2 separate regions of the Homo sapiens genome follow, and region 1 is linked to region 2. Evidence: read pairs that join two places in POLR2A ChIA-PET (ENCODE). Cell type or tissue: OCI-LY7. All regions are shown on one strand.

Region 1 (2,500 bases), 90 kb before region 2:
CAGCCTGGGTGACAGAGCAAGACTACATTTCAAAAATATATATATATATATAATTATATATATATATAATTTATAATTATATATGTATATAATTTATAATTATATATGTATATAATTTATAATTATATATGTATATAATTTATAATTATATATATGTATATAATTTATAATTATATATAAGTATATAATTTATAATTATATATAAGTATATAATTTATAATTATATATAAGTATATAATTTATAATTATATATAAGTATATAATTTATAATTATATATAAGTATATAATTTATAAGTATATATAAGTATATAATTTATAAGTATATATAAGTATATAATTTATAAGTATATATAAGTATATAATTTATAAGTATATATAAGTATATAATTTATAAGTATATATAAGTATATAATTTATAAGTATATATAAGTATATAATTTATAAGTATATATAAGTATATAATTTATAAGTATATATAAGTATATAATTTATAAGTATATAATTTATAATTATATATAAGTATATAATTAAAAATAGAATATTGAATGGAATAGCTCTGAGTCATTTAATCACCATGCTTTGGAGTATGTAGTAGTAGGAGCAGTAATAGTTTTTTATGTAATCATTTATTTACCAAACACATACTGAATGGTTGAAGTTGAGAAACAACAGTGTAGAAGACAGAAAAAATTGTTCTTCATGGAACTTAGTCTGTTGAGGAGAGATAGACTATAAACATATAAACAAGTAAATTCGGATGTGGTTAAGTGCTATGAACTAAATTAAAATGAGGAAATATGAAACTTCCTGTCAGAGAACTTTAGATAGGCTGATCAAAAAAGACCTCCTTGGCTGTAATTCCATCACTTTGGGAGTCCTAGGCTAGAAGATTGCTTGAGGCTAGGAGTTTGAGACCAGCCTAGGCAATATAGTGAGACTCCATCTCTCCAAAAACTCAGAAAAATTATATAGGTGTGGTGGCGCATGCCTGTATTCTTAGCTGCTTGGTGGCTGAAGCAGGAGGATTGATTAAGCCTGGGAGCTTGAGACTACAGTGAGCCATGACTGCACCCCTATACTCCAGCATGGGTAATAGTATGAGAACTTTTTTAAAAAAAATTTTAAAAAACAGGGTCCGGTTTGGTGGCTTATGTCCATAATCCCAACACTTTAGGAGGCCAAGGAGAGTGGATCACTTGAGCCCAGGAGGTCAAGACAAGCCTGGGTAACCTAGTGAGACCTTGTCCCTACCAAAAAAAACACAAAACTTAGCTGGGCATCCTGTTACACACCTGTAGCCTCAGCTACTTGGGAGGCTGAGCCTAGGAGATCGAGGCTGCAGTGAGCTGTGATCATGCTACAGCACTCTAGCCTGGGCCACAGAGCAAGACTGTCAAAAAAACAAAAAACAAAAAGAAAAAAGGCCTCTTTGAGGAGATGGCATTTAAACTGAGATCCGAATGAGAGGAAGCCAGGCATGTAAAAGATCTGGGGAGAAAAAGTGCTCCATATGGAAGAAACAGCACATTCTAAGTCGCTAAGATAGAAACAACCTTGGCATGGTTAAGGAACAGAAACTACATGAAGGGTGGGATCGTGAAAAAGAGGTAGAAATGAGGTCAGAGAGCAAGGCAAGAGCTAGATCATGAAGGTCTTAGGAAACCATGATAAGGGGTGTAGATTTTATTTTAAACATTAGAACAGATGCCCAGTGTGGTGGCTCATGCCTGTAATCCCAGCACTTTGGGAGGCCGAGGCGGGTGGATCACCTGAGGTCAGGAGTTCTAGACCAGCCTGGCCAACATGGTAAAACCCCATCTCTAACAAAAAATACAAAAAATGTCCTGGGTGTGGTGGCGCACACCTGTAATCCCAGTTACTTAGGAGGCTGAGGCAGGAGAATCGCTTGAATGTGGGGAGTGGAGGTTGCAGTGAGCTGAGATCATGCCCCTGCACTCCAGTCTAGGAAAGAGTGAGACTCCATCTCAAAAAAAAAAAAAAATAAATAAATAAGAAAAGATTTTTGTGATATTTTTGGATTAATGTTAAAAATTCCTTTTGGTTAACGTGTGGGAAATGGACTAGAGTAAAGCAAGAGGGTAAACAGAAACCCATTAGCAGGTTGATGCAGTGTAGTCTAGGGAGAGCTTCCCAAATTGATCTACAGATTCAATGCAGTCCCTATCCAAATCCCAGCTACCATTTTTGTGGAAATTAACAGTCTAATCCTAAAATTCATGTGGAATTGCACAGGCCCAGAATAGCCAAAACAGTCTTTAAAAAGTACAAAGATGGAGGTCTCACACTTTCTGATTTTCTTTTTTTTTTTTTTTTTTTTTTGAGACGGAGTCTGGCTCTGTCACCCAGACTGGAGTGCAGTAGTGCGATCTCGGCTCACTGCAAGCTCTGCCTCCCGGGTTCATGCCATTGTCCTGCCTCAGCCTCCTGAGTAGCTGGGACTACAGGCGCCTGCCACCATGCCCAGCTAATTTTTTGTAT
Region 2 (2,500 bases):
TTGCTATGTTGCCCAGGTTGGTCTTGAACTCCTGAGCTCAAGTGATCCTCCCACTTTGGCCTCTCAGTGTTGGGATTACAGGCGTGAGCCACTGCACCTGGACCACTCATCTCTTAAAGCTGGAAAAGATATCTCCCATTGTTTTGAGAAAGCCTGTTGCCCAGACTGGAGTGCAGTGGCCTGATCTCAGCTGACTATAGCCTTGACCTCCTGGGCTCAAGTGATCCTTGTACCTAAACCTCTCGAGTAGCTGGGACTACAGGCGCATGCCACTATGCACTGCTAATTGAAAAACTTTTGGCCGAGTGCAGTGGCTCATGCCTGTCATCCCAGCACTATGGGAGGCCAAGGTGGGTGGATTATGAGGTCAGGAGTTCAAGACCAGCCTGGCCAAGAGGGTGAAAGCCTGTCTCTACAAAAAATACAAAAAATTAGCCAGGCACGGTGGCAGGCGCCTGTAATCCCAGCTATTCGGGAGGCTGAGGCAGAGAACTGCTTGAACCCGGGAGGTGGAGGATGCAGGGAGCCAAGATCACGCCACTGCACTCCAGCCTGGGTGACAGAGCAAGGCTCCGTCTAAAAAAAAGAAAAAGAAAAAGAAAATTTTTTTGGCTGGGCACAGTGGCTCATGCCTGTAATCCCAGCACTTTAGGAGGCCAAGGTGAGCGGATTGCCTGAGGTCAGGAATTCAAGACCAGCCTGGCCAACATGGTAAAACCCCATCTGTACTAAAAATACAAAACTTAGCCAGGCATGGTGGTGGATGCCTGTAATCACAGCTACTTGGGAGGCTGAGACAGGAAAATCATTTAAACCCAGGAGGTGGAGGTTGCAGTGAGACGAGACTGCGCCATTGCACTCCAGCCTGGGCAAGAAGAGTGAAACTCTGTCTCAAAAAAAAAAAAAAAAAAATTGTTTTAGAGTTAGGGTCTTGCTATGTTGCCTAGGCTAGTCTAGAACTCCTAAGCTCAAGTGATCCTCCCACCTAGGCCTCCCAAAGTCCTGGGATTACAGGCATAAGCTACTGTGCCCAGCCTCATTTATCTTAGCCAAGAATGCTGGTTGCTGCCCTCAAACCCAGTATGTATATAAAAGTGGTGGCCCAAATAATGAAGCCAATTGCTCATCAAAGTAAACCGTAGATGTAGGGGTAGCAAAGACAATTCTTGCCATCTGGATTCTTCTGTGCTGTGTATAGAGATGCTCCAGTCATGTGACAAGATCATCTGCATGCTGCTGTTTCCATAGAAACCCCAGAGGAATTGGCAGATAAAAGGACTGCAATTACAAAGAAAGCTGAAAAGACACTTCAGTGGCTTGATTCATTTATTCTACTTCATTTTGTGTTTGTGAAAAGAGGTGAATGGTATATATATATATCTTCATCTATATCTATATCTATCTATCTATCTATCTATCTATCTATCTATCTATCTATCTTTCTTTCTTTTTTTTTTTTTGAGACAGAGTCTTGCACTGTCGCCCAGGCTGGAGTGCAGTAGCACGATCTCAGCTCACTGCAAGCTCCACCTCCAGGTTCATACCATTCTCCTGCCTCAGTCTCCCGAGTAGCTAGGACTACAGGCGCCCGCCACCATGCTCAACTAATTTTTTTTTGTATTTTTAGTAGAGATGGGGTCTCACTGTGTTAGCCAGGATGGTCTCAGTCTCCTGACCTCATGATCCGCCTGCCTTGGCTTCCCAAAATGCTGGGATTACAGGCGTGAGCCACCTCACTCAGCCATATATATATACTTTTTAAGACAGAGTCTTGCTCTCTTGCCCAGCCTGGAGTGCAGTGGCGCGATCTTGGCTCACTGCAACTTCTGCCTCCTGGGTTCAAGCAATTCTCCTGCCTCAGCCTCCTGAGTAGCTGGGATTACAGGTGCCCGCCACCACACCCAGCTAATTTTAGTATTTTTAGTAGAGACAGGCTTTCGCCATGTTGGCTAGGCTGGTCTAGAACTCCTGACCTCAAGTGATCCTCCTGCCTCGGCCTCCCAAAATGCTAGGATGACAGTCGTGAGCCACCCCGCATGGCCGAAGCCTAGAGATATATTTAAAACACACCCTGCTGAGATCATGTTTTGGGTAATGGGTGTTTACTTTTTCTTTCCACACAGACTATATTAAGATGGGAAGACTCAGAGGGTAGGGGCAGGGAAAGAAAGCTATTGGTTCCTAACATTACAGCACACACCACAAATTAATTTCATTTATGAGAGGCAGCAACAAAAAGAAATCAATATCCAGTCTAATGGGGAACTGGACTAGAAAATGCAACACTAGATACTGCTGGAATCCTGGCTTCTGCAGACAAAATTCACTTTAAATGCTGCTCTTCTCACAACAAACCAAGTTAGTTCCCTCTCCAGACCCTAGGAAATCCACTTACAAAACTGCAAAATAGCACCAGATTGGTTATTAGAAAAATTGGGTTCTGAACCTGCCCTGGTAGAAAATTGTGGGCAAGTAGTTTAATTTCTTTAGTACTCTCCAT

The links. ChIA-PET counts read pairs that join two places held together with the same protein. Peaks named below come from ENCODE experiments on the same cell type or tissue, not always from the same donor. Only the 100,000 strongest peaks of a DNase experiment are listed, where the experiment ranks them.
Region 1: POLR2A ChIA-PET joins it to region 2 with 5 read pairs; 2 of 35 experiments call an interaction of 5 or more read pairs at or near these places.

Annotation. Positions count from the first base shown.
Region 1 is chr1:155,807,545-155,810,044 of GRCh38, reverse strand. The region is part of intron 10 of GON4L (gon-4 like); the gene reads left to right. Among named protein-coding and RNA genes, the nearest start is that of GON4L, 48 kb to the left of the region's middle. In OCI-LY7, no CTCF peak of the experiment used is centred here; a DNase peak (open chromatin) is centred at 1,304; H3K27ac peaks cover 1,106 bases.
Region 2 is chr1:155,717,646-155,720,145 of GRCh38, reverse strand. All of the region lies in intron 3 of DAP3 (death associated protein 3), which reads right to left. Among named protein-coding and RNA genes, the nearest start is that of DAP3, 30 kb to the right of the region's middle. In OCI-LY7, no CTCF peak of the experiment used is centred here; no DNase peak of the experiment used is centred here.